Linked DNA regions of Mus musculus: regions 2 and 3 are each linked to region 1. A link is a loop called in an ENCODE intact Hi-C map of the cell type or tissue named here. Cell type or tissue: heart. All regions are shown on one strand.

The links. A loop is a pair of places that touch in the nucleus more often than their neighbours do. Peaks named below come from ENCODE experiments on the same cell type or tissue, not always from the same donor. Only the 100,000 strongest peaks of a DNase experiment are listed, where the experiment ranks them.
Region 2: it touches region 1 in a loop (5-fold over the local background); 2 of 42 quality-filtered maps call a loop at or near these places.
Region 3: a loop joins it to region 1, with 7 times the contacts of the local background. A loop is called at or near these places in 27 of 42 quality-filtered maps.

Annotation. Positions count from the first base shown.
Region 1 is chr14:31,952,105-31,957,104 of GRCm38, reverse strand. No RefSeq gene overlaps it. Among named protein-coding and RNA genes, the nearest start is that of Gm41125, 11 kb to the right of the region's middle. In heart, a CTCF peak has its summit at 1,993 (motif pointing left); a DNase peak (open chromatin) is centred at 2,004; H3K27ac peaks cover 344 bases.
Region 2 is chr14:32,190,320-32,195,319 of GRCm38, reverse strand. It overlaps Timm23 (translocase of inner mitochondrial membrane 23), which reads left to right. Exons shown (of 7, transcript NM_016897.3): 3 at 1,373-1,466; 4 at 1,833-1,917; 5 at 3,920-3,978. LOC115488402 (a small nucleolar RNA gene) reads left to right here and starts at 3,270; the gene lies at 3,270-3,466. In heart, CTCF peaks have their summits at 1,513 (motif pointing right) and 2,682 (motif pointing right); no DNase peak of the experiment used is centred here.
Region 3 is chr14:32,075,233-32,080,232 of GRCm38, reverse strand. No RefSeq gene overlaps it. Among named protein-coding and RNA genes, the nearest start is that of Dph3, 8.0 kb to the left of the region's middle. In heart, a CTCF peak has its summit at 3,121 (motif pointing right); a DNase peak (open chromatin) is centred at 3,182.

The DNA of each region.
Region 1 (5,000 bases):
CCACATGGCAGTTCTCAACTCTCTGTAACTCCAATTCCAGGGGATCCAACACCCACACACAGACATACATGCAAGCAAAACACCGATGCACATAAAATAGAAATAAATAAATCATTTTTTAAAAAGTAACACAAGAATGAGAAAAGAAAAGACACTAAAAAGGACTGTGAATAAAACCTGCGTGGAGATAAGTTCTGAGTGGAAGAGTCTCTGAATCAGTGCACAGCTAAGAAATCCACAGAGTCCCCAGGACTGGCATAGAGGCCAGGAGCCTTTAGAATGAAAAGCATGCTAACTTATACTGCGGTGGGGCGTTGGTCTTAAAGCAGGAGTCATCCGCCCCCCCCCCCCCAAATCCCTGGGAACCTCTGAGAGTCTTAGCTTTTCAAGGCTAGCTCTGTGCCTCCCACAGAAGGTTCCTATGCTGTGCTAAGAAGTTTACAGACCTTCTACTGTGGGCTAGCACTTTCCATGGTGAGCTGAGATAAAGATGAAGAATATAAGATAAAATTATTATCCATATTCCCTTTAAAGCCCTTTAAATTAGTCTGGAAAGATAATTTAGCTGCTATGGTGCTGGTCATGTGAGTGTGAGCATCTATATTTAAAAACTGGGCATGGTGGCTTGAGACAGTCTTCGTTCCTCTCCCTCCTGGTCCTCTCAGGTGTACTGCCTGACAGCTCATCCGCCTGCCTGCAGCATCTCCTCTACCTGGAAATTTCCCAGGGGCCATTTACAACAAACAAGATCCAAGTTCATATGATCACTCTCCGGTGTCCAGTCATATCCACGTATTGTTTTAATAAACAAATATTGAAAAACATATTCTGGACCTGCTTGTATTATACACATACAGAACCTGTGCAAACTGAGCAGACTTAGCAAGAACAACAAAAACCCACCCCCCTCAAGCCCTCACAGGCCGCAGACAACACTAAATCCACATCCACCCGACAGCATTGGTGATAGAGTCAGTGAACGGATGCCTCTCCTGGCCTGGGATGTGACCGTGTCCTCAGTGGGTCTCACATCGTACAAAAGGCTCTCAAAATACAGTGCATTTCTGTGCTTCTGGGTAATTTGAAGGACTTTTTATTGTGTGTGTCCATGTGCATGTGTATGTTTCTGTGCATACAAGTGCATTTACTCATGTGTGAGCATGTATGAAGACCAGAGGTCAACCTCAAGTGTCGTTCCTCAGTTATTCTCTCTCTCTCTCTCTCCCTCTCTCTCTCTCTCTCTGTGTGAGCATACACATACTCTCTCTCTCTCTTTTGAGACAGAATCTCACTATGAACCTTTGGCTGCCCTAGAACTTGCGGCATACACCAGGCTGGCCTTGAACTCTCCACCTTGTGTTTTGAGACAGGGTCTCCCACTGGCCTTCTGCTCACAAAGTAGACTAGGCTGTTTGGCTATCAAGGCCCATGGATCCCCTGTCACCACCTCCCTGGCACTGCCATACGTTCATGCCCACCGACCAAGAGGGCTACACCAGCTTTCAGCTTGCTCTCAAGCTAGGACACGGGGGTGGGGCTGTTGTTATTTAGCTCTCTGATTCGGATCTAGCTTTTGCAGTTCCCTGGGCATTTTTCATTTTCTGGCTGTTTGTGTGCTCCACTGCCTACAGTTCTCAAAGCACTCCCAGGAGACAAAGGACATCATGCCACCCATTTGTCAGATTTGGAAACTAACACTTTTCAGATTCGAAGTCTTATCTGAGATCAGACACGCTGGGTAATAGAGAGAGCTGGAGGCAGAACCCAAACTTTTCAACTTGAATTCTAAATTCAAAATATTCAAATGTTTCAATTTATTAAAATGTTGAATACCATCGTGCTTTCTTGGAAGGGTTTGCTTAAAATCATTGTCTGAAACTGAGGCTCATGTGACCAGTAGACTTCCCTTTCAGACCTAAAATAATCTTGCAATCCACAGCCTACAGTTCTAGAGGGATAGAATTGACTAGACTCTGTTCTTCTGTTGCCCTCTGGTGGCCACTGCACAAATAACACATCACAGAGTCGCAGGGCAAAGTCAAATGCGGCTCTCTGGATGTGAAACTGAGAATGGCAGCCGGTGATGGCTGGACAGCCTGAGCTACATAGTGAGACCCATGTCAAAAAAAAAAGTTATTTTAAAAATAAAGCCAGAAGATAAAGCAGGACCCTCAAGGGTCATAGATAATTAAATGGTAGGTGACTACAAAATCCCGGGAACAACATCTAACAGGCATATGTAGAAAATGCACACAGCCCAGGTGTCTTGCTCTCTCTCATCAGGAGAAAGGGCCCAAATTGAGCTCTGAAGGGCAAGCCAGGCTATGTGTGTGTGTGTGTGTGTGTGTGTGTGTGTGTGTGTGTGCACGTGCGCACGCAGAGGTTAGGAATTCAGGGACCTGTCAAAACGCATGGTGACTGCACCGGAATTCTGAACATAAGACTTGAGGGGAAGGGGTAGGGGAGGCTAAAATCCAAATGTCCAAATGTGGTTGGATCTGATAAGAAAAGGATTTTGTGTCACAGATGCATTTAAGATTGTCCCTAAGCTAATATTACCAAATTTTAAAGGATGTTATCAATAAAAATATTTAACTATCCATCCTTTATGTTTATTTATATATTTTATTTTTATATATTTTATTTTGTGTCTGTGGTATGTATGTGTGTATGTGTGTGTGTAATGTGTATATATGTGTGTGTTTGTGTGTATAAATGTGTGTGAGTGTGTGTGCATGTATGAGTGTGTGTGGTGTATGTGTGTGTGTGGACATGTGTGTAATGTGTGTATATGTGTGTGTGTTTGTGTGTGTGTGTGCATGTATGAGTGTGTGTGTGTACATGTGTGTAATGTGTGTGTGTAGCTCAGAAGACAGTTTCTGTGAGTAGTTCTCTTTCCACGCCACACAGGCTGGACATCAGGCACCTTTGCCAGCTGAACCATCTTGATGGCCTAGGCACCACTTCTTGAAGGTTCTGCCTCCAAGAGATATCAGCACGCTGAGTGCTAAGCTCCCAGCAGCTGCACCTCTGGAGGACACACTTACACCAGACTCTTCCCGGCAACACTTAGCATCTCAGCACTTGGAGGAGGACTACAAGTTCCTGGCCTGTGCTATTCACCCACACGCGACTGCCTTACTTGGGAGTCAGCTAACAGCTGCCATGACTCCTGCTGCCAACTAGCTGTTTCTGTAAAATAATTAGAAGGCTTTATCTTTTCATACTGGAGACAAGTCAGTTTATTTTAGAAGATTCTCACAAGGTGCCCTACTTTGGTTTCTATGTTGTGATAAAACACTGAGCAAAACCAACTTGGGGGGGGGGGCTTATTCCACTTATAGGTTACAGCCCACTAAGGACCTTGAAGCAGAAACCATGGAGGAATAAACATTGTTTACTGACTTGCCTCTAGTTCATGGTAGCCCAGGCCCACCTAGGGATGTCACCATGGGCTGGGCCCTCTTACATCAATTAGTAATTAAGAGAATGCATCATGGGCCAATCTAATGGAGGCGATCTGTCAGTTGAGTTTCCCTCTTGCCAAGTGACTATTATGTTTGTGTCAAGGTAACAGATGAAGCTAACGGTGACATAAAGTCAGAATCTCCAGCTTTGGAAACCACAGGCTCTGGGTTTTACATCAGCCTCAGCCTCAGCCTCAGCCTCAGCCTCAGCCTCAGCCTCAGCCTCAGCCTCAGCCTCAGCCTCAGATCACCTACCTGCTTTCCACATCCTCTCCCCAAAGCTTGAGTTTCTTTAAAGGCCTCCCACTCCGTTGCAACATAACCTTGCTTTGAAAGGGCAAGCCTTTGTCTTTTAGATGTCTTTGACTGACCTCCCTTTTATCAGGATAAAGGTGAACAAACTTGAAATACTGTCCGCTTACGAAGGGAAAGTACATAATCACTCTCGCATTTACCACGAGGAAATCCTTTCACCTCTGTTAGCACTGACTGTGAGACACCATGTATTCTTCAGCCCATTTCTTCTTCTTTTCTTCCAAAATTGAGCATGGGGCCTTGAACATGCACCACTGAGCCACACTGCCAGCTCACTTCTTCTCATTTTGAGCCAGAGTCTGGGAAACTGCTTTGGTTGGCCTTGAACTCTCTTGAGTAGGGGTTGCAAGCCCACACTCTCTATATACCTGGTTTACTTCTCCTACTTGTTTATAGAAACTACTAGGTGATTTCTTCTCCTTCTCCTTCTCCTTCTCCTTCTCCTTCTCCTTCTCCTTCTCCTTCTCCTTCTCCTTCTCCTTCTTCCTCTTCTTCTTCTTCCTCTCCTCCCCCTTCCTCCTCCTCCTTCCTCCTCTTCCTCTCCTTCTCCTCCTCCTCCTCCTCCTCCTTCCCCTCCCCTCCCCACTCCCCCTCCCCCTCCCCCCCTTCTGTTGAAACACACACACATTCAGAAAATGAGAGACAGGGAAAGGGAGGAAGAGACATGAAGCCTGCTCACATGCTCCTAGGCCAATGCTTAGCAACCAGCTCCCTCAAAAGAGCAGAACCTGAGGCTGGAGAAATGGTACCGTGGTTAAGAGCACTGCAAAGGTCATGGGTTCAGTTCCCAGCATCCACAGGACAACTCACAACCACTTATAACTCCAGTTATATGGGATCCGATGCCTTCTTTGGCCCTCTTGGCCCTCTTGGGCAGACATGAGCAGGCAAGCATACAAATCAAATCAATACAATTTTAAAGGGAAAAACAAAACAGAAAAAAGGAACAAACACGCAGACCTTAACCTGTGCAGAGCCCCTACCAGTGCTGGTATTTGGATCATGAATGTCCCACAAAGGTCTGCGTGTCACAAGCTTGGTTCTGTAGCTGGGCACTATTGGGAGGTGGTAGACACTTAACTAGTAGGGCCCAGTGATGGGCATTTAGATCACTGGAGACATGCCCTTACTGGGGACTGTGGGACTCTGATCTGCTCCTCTTTCTCTGCTTTGCTTCTCAGCAATGCAGAGGTGACTGGTTTTGTTCCACCATGTGCA
Region 2 (5,000 bases), 240 kb before region 1:
AAAATAACCAAGCAGAAATTTTTTATTGTCCACCAGATCATTATCTATAGTGAGTATGGGGTAGCACGAATGACCTCTCTGGGGCCATATGTCTGCCATGCTTCCATTGTGATGGTAGTGGACTAAACCTCTGAAATGTATGTATCCCAGCCCCAGTAAGAGTTGTCATAGGCATGGTGTCTCTTCACAGCAATAGAAACCCTAAGACATTAGATAGTTCCAGGAACTGGGGGATTGCTGTGATAGTCCTGACCATGTTTTTCTTTGGAAGAATGTGGACTTTGGGACAGAAAAGCAGCTCAATGCTTTAAGCTTGGGTTAATGGGCCTTACTAGTTGGAGCATGGAAGACAGTAGTGCTGAGGGTGATTTGAACTGTGGGGGTCCAGCTCAAGAGGTTTCAGAGGAGAAAATATTAGTATGTATCCTAAAGACTATTATTATTGTGATAGTTTGGCAAAGAATGTGGTTACTTTCTGCCCTTGTCAGATTTATGCTATGAAAGAATAGATGGAGTAAATTAGTTCTGGAAGAAAAATCTCTCCAAAGAATTCAGTGTGTTATACTCATGTCACTTGTATTAGTCAGGCTTCTCTAGAGGGACAGAATTTATAGAATGAGTGTGTGTGTGTGTGTGTGTGTGTGTGTGTGTGTGTGTGTGTGTGTGTGTAATTTATTGAAATGGTTTACACGCTGTATGTAATCCAGCTAGCCAACAGTGGCTATCTACCAACAGAAAGTATGTGAATCCAGTAGTTGTTCAATCTATGTATGGCTTGATGTCTCAACTAGTCTTCAGTATATGCCAGAATATGGGAAGAAGGCTCTAATGCCAATGAAGGAATGGACTTGTTAGGCAGAGAAAGCTTTCATCTTTCATGTCCTTTAATTTATAGAGGCTGCCACCAGAAGGTGTGGCCCAGAATAAAGGTAAATCTTTCCACTTTTAAAGATCCCAGATTAAAAGCGGCTCTTCCTACTTTAAATGATTTTGGGAAAAAAAAATCACAGATGTGCCCAGCCAGTTGCTTAGGTTTCAGCTAGTTCCATATGTAGACCAGTTGACATCCAAGAAGTTGTCACATCACTTTTGATTTATGTGTTGGCTGTTATTGCAGACAATTTTACTTTTGCTTGAATTTGATATCTGAGTTTGTATTAATTTGGTTGTTTACTTATTTCCAAACTACTTTGAAAATTTGACCTGTAATCCAAGTACTTGGGAAACTGAGGCAGGATAATTGTGAGTTCCAGACCAGCCTAGACTAAATAATGAGATACTGTCTCAAAACTAAAAGAGAAAAATAGGAAAAAAATACAGCTGCCTGGGTCTTCAGGGAGCACTCATCTTGGTTTTCCTTTTTGACCCTTAGGATACTGATGAATTTATTTTGCCAACTGGAGCTAATAAAACCCGAGGCAGATTTGAACTAGCTTTCTTTACCATTGGAGGATGTTGCATGACAGGTACAATTTTTATTTTTAGATTTATTTTATTTTATGTATGAGAACACTGTCGCTGTCTTTCAACCCACCATAAGAGGGCATCAGATCCCATTACAGATGGTTGTGAGCCACCATGTGGTTGTGGGAATTGAAAGCACAACCTCTGAAGGAGCCATCTAACCGCTGAGCCATCTCTCCAGCCCCAATATTTTTATTTGTAATGTCCTTAAATCCAAGTCGTTAATGGTGCTTAAAGTGAAAAGTAACTAGGATATTCTTTTCGTTTTTAAAGCTTGTATTGCATTTCTCATTATATAAAAAAGCAACCAGAATTATTTTTAATAAAAAGCTTTTTTTTTTTTTTTAATTGTTATGATTTGCCACCAGGGGCCGCATTCGGGGCAATGAACGGTCTTCGTTTAGGATTGAAGGAAACCCAGAGCATGGCCTGGTCCAAACCAAGAAATGTACAGTAAGTCTAGATGCTTGCATAGTAACCACTGCTTTGGGGTCTGGTGTTAATAAAGTGCTTAGATAATTAACAACCCCCACCACCACCTCTCTCTCTTTTAATATATGGTTTTGGTTTCAAAGCATAAGGAACCAAGTTACTGTGTCCTAGCTTTGCAGGGGTGTAGATTTTGGTTAGTGTCTTCATTTAACTGGTACAACCCCAATCTGATTTTTTTGGTTTACATGTGCTCTCCAAATTTATATGGCAAATTTATATTTTTAAATTGTTGAGTTACTAATAGGGATTTTTGATTGTTCTTGGGCCTGTAGGACTCAGAACTTGATGATAGAAGCTAGATCTATTAGCTTCTTGCTGACATGCTTAAATGGGGAGGGGCAGAAACACTCAACTAGAATTTCTTTTTTTAAAGATTTATTTATTTATTATATGTAAGTGCACTGTAGCTGTCTTCAGTCATTCTAGAAAAGGGTATCAGATTTTGTGAGCTACTATGTGGTTGCATGTGGTTGAACTCGGGACCTTTGAAGAGCAGTTGGTGCTCTTAACCACTGAGCCATCTCACCAGCCCCTTAACTGGAATTTCTACAATTCCAAGATCATTATTATATATGTATGTGCAAGTGTGCAGATGTCCACATGAGCGGGTGCATATGAAGGCCAAAGGTCAGCCTAAAGTGTCCTTTCTCAGGAGCTATCCCACTTACCCAGTGAGCCATCTGCCCAGAAGCATTCTTAATCTCTGAATTGTGAATGTATCGTCCTGCCAGAAGGTGGCAGCAGGCGTGCTGGAGTTGGCCTTAGGAAACCTTAGAGGCTTGCCAGGTTTTTCTGTTGCTGTTACTGCATGAACTCCTTTGTTGACAATGCAGATTTTGTAGTATGAGAAGCTAAAATACTGTAATAAATACCTGTGAACCCTAATTCTTCTACAACAACCCTCAGCCTTGGCCAGTCACCCAGTTTCTTCTATTGTATCATTTTGAAACAAATCCCCAACCAATATTTATAATGAATTTAGAAGTGGGAAGTCTCTTAAACAAAATGCTATATTCCATTTTTGAAAACAATAGCAACATAATCTTCTCATCTTCCCATATTGAGAAGCAGCATTTAATAATTGGAAAGGGGTAGAATTTATAGCCAAACATGTTGTGTTTAACTCGAGAATTGTAGTTTAACCACTTAATATTTTGTGATCTTGAGTAAAAACTTTGTCTACTTTCTGCCTTGCAGAGTTGTGGGAAAGTGGCAGGTGATAAAATGTGAGCAGTAGATAAAGGCTCACAAACGGAAGTGAAGTGTGCCGACAGACCGTCCCCAGAGAGCTCTACCAAGTTCTTAGTGTGTTACCCAGTAGTAGTCAGCCATCCCAGACACATTCCTGTGATGGTGTTACACTGCTGGGAGAGTAATGTGTGCTCTTCACCTGGTTGCTGGGTCACCGTTCTGGTGGGCTGTGACTCTGGTGTAAGACCAAACTTTGCTTCCTTGAGAGTGTGCTAAGCATTCGCTTTGACTGCTTAGTTCTAGTATGGGAGCAGACAGTGCTTTCTCCGTGTGCTCTAGTAAAGGCAGCTCTTCCTTTCTCTTCAGTTCTGCTTTGCACTCTAACACCCATGTCCTTTCCATTGGCCCTACTTAGTATTCTGAAATGTATTCCCTTTCCCAAAGAATGTCAAACCACTCTGTCACAGGTACAGTGACATTGTTTTAACACAGATCATCAGTTTGTAAATACATTTCAGGCTGCTGTTTAAAGCCTTTGTATTTAATCTGTCCTAAATAATTTTGTGCCTTTACTATCATAAACCTCACTTATATAAAGTAACAACCTTATTTATTAAAATCTGGGGTGGTATTAAGGTGTACCTTGAAGTTCCAAAAATCATTTAGGCGTGGGCCTATATATTTTAAATAGCTATAGCTATGGCTTATAAGATTACTAGAGAAGCAGTGACCCTAAATACATTTTTCTCTCTCTCTCATTCTTCCCTGGTAGGATTTTGAATATGGTGACTAGGCAAGGAGCACTTTGGGCTAATACTCTAGGCTCCCTGGGTAAGTATAAATCTTGTTCGATTAATCTTTTGTGTTGAGACAATGCCTCGTGTAGCCCAGTTTCACTTCATACTTTAGTTATGTAGTTGAGAAGCTTGGGATGCTGATCTTCCTGGTCCCGTCTTCCAAGTTCTGAAATTACACATGTGCCCTGGGGAACAAGCCCAGGGCTCCTGGCATGCTAGGCAAACACTCCTCCCCTGGGCCATATCCCCAGCTAGTAAGTCATTCATATAAAAAAAGAATGTGCAGTTTGGTCAACCAAGATTCTGGTTCTAGGCTAAACAACATTTAAATCCACTCTGGTAAATATTGTAACTACCATCTGAGAAAAGACTCGTAAATGCTCTTGTCTAACAGTATGCTAAGTAAAATCCTGTTTTCAACTAAAAGATGTCCAAGTAATGGAGCTATACATGTTGGGGAAGGTTCAAAGTCCTGTAGTGAGACGTGACAGACAGACAGATGGAGTCAGTCTTTATGCTTTGTTTTCCTAGTAGCCTGTTGATTTAGTGAGTTCATCTGTAGATTTGCAGTAACTCTCTTGTAGATAAGGAAAGCATTCCCAGTTGTAGACAAGGGGTGATTTAATGGTGCTTAGTCAGAGCCCAGTGCTTTGATTACACTGACCATGAATAGTTTGTTCTTCTGATTGCTAGTGATTTATAATCTACTTGTAACGCATACACATTACCTTCTAAAGTTTTCATAATTTTTAGACAAGCTGAACTTAATGGTACTCTTTCTACTTATAGCAGATGGAATAAGGAACAAACTTGAAAAGACAAAAGGCCACTATTGTAACTTGTTATGAAATTTGGAAAGTGCATTTTCATACCAGAAAGCCAAATTCCCATTTTGTATTTTGATAAATGATGGCTTTGATAGTCTGCTTACGTCTACAACCCTGAAACAACCTTCTATACACACAAGTCATGTTCCTCTGTTCTTTTGTAATTGCTTATATACCTAGGGAACTCAGCAGCCTCTGCCTACATCACAACTTATTTATTTTTAGCCCT
Region 3 (5,000 bases), 120 kb before region 1:
CCATTACAGATGGTTATGAGCCACCATGTGGTTGCTGGGAATCAAACTCAGGACCTCTGGAAGAGCAGTCAGTGCTCTTAACCACTGAGCCTTTTAACCACTGAGCCTTTTAACCACTGAGCCATCTCTCCAGTACCTTGGCCTCTTAAGGAACTGAAATTAAGGCTTATTGCAAAAGTAGCAAGGAAGCCATTGTCGTGACTAGAAAGGAGGCCACGTGGGGCAGCATCCCGAAGAGCTGCAGATTATTGTTGGGGGCTTCTTAGGGTCCAAGAAGGGGGAATTTGGTTAGGAGCAAAATATTTTGGATGGTTCTCTGTTTTGATTGACAGGTTCGATTATATAATCACTTCTCTCCTGTGCTTGTCTCCCAGATGTATGTGACTTTAAACATTACACTGACTGCTCTGTAGTAAGAAGAAGGTAAAACAGGGGATCATCACTGACAGACAGTTCACTCAGGGACAGCTTGTTTTGTTGTGCACCCCAAACTGGTTCAGGCCACGTTGAGATGGTTGCAGGGTAGTGTTGTAGAAATGTTTAATTCCGGTCCAGGGTTTCTACCCCACCTTTGACCATTTAGTTCCTGGATAAAAGAAACACACAACTTTTAGATTTACAACAAGCCTTAATCAGCACTAGAGCTGGGCAGATATCTACCTGCTATGCTATTAAAATCTATTTCCTATCAATATCCCTGAGTTACTACTACGTTTCATCTGAGCTGCTCTTAACTCCAATTGGCCAGCTCTCAGGGCCATGTTTTTTTTTGACTCCTAACCCATGGTGTCTTTTCTCTGTTGTGGTCCTCTTCCCATGCCCCCAGGCCCAGGAACCCTAAAACCTGCCTATGTCTCTTCAGCCCAGCTATTGGCTGTCAGCATCTTTATTTACCAATTAGAAATAATTGGGGGCAAGGTCAACAGTGACACTTGGGTCTATGTACAGACTCTCTTGTGCAGACTTTTGTCTCTGCAGCAACCAGACCGCACTTAGCATTACAATACATAGCAGAAGACCAAACCTCAACAATTCCCTTTTCTAGTCCAATAAAAGGCTCCTTTTCTCTAAGATATAAATTGAATACAATTATAACAATTATGAAAATTATAAAGCATGGTATACATTTATAGCATCCAGAACATTATATTTGGCAATACAGATAAAGTATTTTATCATCTATCCTAACTTAATGAGTTTACAATTCTGTACTAAATCATCTTTGATTTTAACTTGTATTACCATCTTAAAACCATCTATTAAAATCCAGAACACCTGGGGCTGGAGAGATGGCTCAGTGGTTAAGAGCACTGACTGCTTTTCCAAAGGTCCTGAGTTCAAATCCCAGCAACCACATGGTGACTCACAACCATCTGTAACAAGACCTGATTCCCTTGTCTAAAGACAGCTACAGTGTACTTACATATAATAAATAAATCTTTTTTAAAAATGTGTTTAAAAATCCAGAACACCTTAAGTTTAATTGTGAGACTATAACTATCTAGTCTTCAACCCCACCAGAGATTCGAGAATGAATAAATATTATTTGAGTATGCAGGAAGCACAGGGACTCAGCTTCTAAAAATCATAGAAGTAACATAGATAGCTTAAGGCTTGAACAGTCCTACATTTTTTTTTTATGACATTGGAGCATCTATCTTCAGCCTTTCATCCCAGAACATCTGACAGGCCTTAAATGAAGCAGGAATTATGAAGGACTAGCTTACTCTGACTTGGCAGAGCTTAGCAATCGACTATCCTATGTCTCTTTGTGCTTTTTGGACAGCATTCTGTCTGCAGATAAAATTGGGACATTTCCCCGCAGTGGCTAGCTTGCCACAATTGGAGCAACTCTATATGGAGGTTATTGATGCTCATCATCTCCCTTGAAGTGGAATGGGGTGCTGTCAGGACCTTGGCTAAGTGTTCTCCACGCTGAGTTGTGGGGTTGGAGACAGCAAACATTAATTAAGTTGGACATGAAGGAGACCTTTCTGTTTGGTAAAGTATCAAATGTTATTAGTTACCCCCAAATGGATAAATGGTATCCAGTCAATCAATAAGCAGAAAACATTTTGTTGCTGTTTATAAGAGCTAATCCTAATATACATGGGAGTGGGGTGTGGGGAGTGTGGGAATAGGGGGAGGAATTTGGGGTTTTCTCTTGAGACAAGGCCTCACTGTATAGCCCTGGCTAGCCTGGAACTCACAGATCTGCATTCCAATGCCTCCTGGGTGCTGGGATTAAAGGCCACCATTTACAGCTTGCTTTTTTTTTTTTTCCTTTTTTTTTTTTTTTTTTTTTCCGAGACGGGGTTTCTCTGTATTCTCTGTATAGCCCTGGCTGTCCTGGAATTCACTCTGTAGACCAGGCTGGCCTCAAACTCAGAAATCTGCCTACTTCTGCCTCCCAAGTGCTGGGATTGAAGGTGTGCGCCACCACGCCCGGCTCATTTACAGCTTTTTATTTTACTATTTTCCTGACAGGATTTCACTATTTACTTTTTCCCTCAGAGGAGAGTTTTCAAAAACTAGAATTATATCACAGAAATCTTAAAAACCAAAGCAGGAATGATATTTTTAGACGAAAACCTGAAAGGTATGTGTGGATCGTTAAGGAAAGGCTGTCCCATTCTCTGTGGATGCTATCAATGGCTGCCCCATTCTCTGTGGATGCTATCAATGGCTGTCCCCTATCAATGGCTGTCCCGTTCTCTGTGGATGTTAGTGGATGGCTGTCCCGTCCTCTCGCCAACTCTCTCACCTTACTCATCAGCATTTTAAAGGAATTACCATGTGGTCATAAGGAGGCAGAAGGAAGGCCTGACCTTGACCAGATGGTTCCTGTTTTTCTTGTTGCCCACGTGCTCTTAGCCCATCTGTGTGCTCAGCAGGTCAGTGCCAGGGGCAGAGAGGCCAAAGAGATAGCGGTCACCTCAATTAGCCTTGGTTTCTCTACTGTGAAACAGTAATAAGGGAGTTGAAGAAATGATTGTTTAAATCTTTCTCTGCTCTGTTCTGATGTGACTTTGAGTAGGCTATTTCCAACGGATTTCCATTCTTGGGCCATGTTCTGAGGTAGGGGAGAGAAAATGAAGTGTATGCAATCTCACTGCGGCCTGTAGGTGGAGCCAGAGCTCCACTGGACTCCTGTGTGATCTGCTCAAGGCCAGGTCAGCTTCAGCAAGACCTGCACACCCAAAAAATATCTTTGGGCCCATGTGTTCTTATTCCCAAGAGGCAGTTTACTTAATGCGAATCTCTGGTCAACTGACATTCTCTGGACCTTCATCCTGAGGCCTGGAGCAAACAGCCCTGTAGTTACTACTGGCTTCAGTGATATCTCCCAATGTTTATGTCTCAATGTCCCAAAGGCTATCAGGGCTACTCTGTTATAAACTGGCACTGCCCAACATGGCGACCCTAAGAACCATGTGGCTTTTACCACTCAAATGATGTTAAGAAGTCAGTTCCTCCATAGTCAAGTAGACATTCACACAGACTGTGACTTGTGGCAGCTGCTGTGGCTGCAGGGGCCTTTCTCTCCCTGGGAGGCTGTGGAAACCTTGGGAGGTGGAGTGTGGTTAGAGGAAGAACACTAGAGCGTGGCCTTAAAGAGGACCTGGTTCTTCCCCTCCCAGTTTCCTGGCTGCCACAAGCAGATCAGCTCGGCTCCTGCCGTGATTCTCTGCCTTAACCACAGGCCCAGAAACAAGAGTCAGACGAGCACAGACCAAACCCTGGGAACCCATGAGCCAAAGGAGATCTCCCCTTCTTCTCAATTGTTTCAGGTGTTCACCACAGAGAGGAGGCTGCCAATACAAGCTCTACTATGTGGAACACAGTAATAGGCACTAGGAGAAACTGTGTTATTAATGCTGACACCCCTACACTCAAGGGGTTCAGGGAGTTCTGTCCTGCCCTGCCACTGCACACACACACACACACATTCACACACAGATGCACACTCAGACATAAACACATACAAGCACACAAACTCACACATACATATGCATACTCACACAAAATGCACATACATACACAGAGATTCACACACACACACAGAGTCACACATAAAGACTCACACAAATTCACACACATTCTCACACACAAATACATATATCCACACAAATTCACACACATACACAGATTCACACACATGCACACTCACACATAAAGGCACATACACACAAATTCACATATTTGCACACATACACACTCACACATAAAGGCACATACACACAAATTCACACATTTGCATCCTCACACACTCACACACACGCAAATACACACACATACATGCACACACAGAGGGGAGCCTCTGTGTGTTGTTTTGGAATCCAGTAATTTGCCATTCATCATCTCATTGCAAAGTAGGAGACCTGATTACAAGGTAGGTGCCTGATGGGCACCGGAGAAGCTATGCTGCAGTCACGGCCTCGCAGAAGAGATGATGCCAGCTGTCAGCACCCAAGGATACCTCCTATGTGCAGAGGTGACTGGCCACAAATGCCTTAGGATGAATTCTAGCCTGGTGGAGGGAAGCACTTAAAAACATGCCCTTGCTGCAAGTGCAGACAGCCCCCATTTCCATCTGTTGTGCTCACTGGGGTCTGTGTGTCCTTTTACTCAAGGGGATGAAGGCTCCACTGACCTGGGGTGGTCGGTGCTCTCACTGTCACACATCTTGGTGTGCTTTAGAGAAGAGATCTGTTATGATTTGAGTATGAAATGCTCCCCAAGTGTCAGGTTCAGAGGGGTTAGTGATCAGACAATAAATTCTGAGAGCTCGACCTGATTAACGGAGTTGTCCCTTGATGCGCGATGGGAAAGTCGTGAAGAGCAGGTACAGCAGAAGTGGGGATAGTGGAAGCTACACCCTGCCCTGGCCCTTTGCTAGAACCCTCTTTCTCTGTTTCCTGCCTGCAATGAGGTGAACAAGCTTCTCCATCACACACGGTGTCGGGTGTGTGCTCTACTCAAACACACAGGGCAAAACT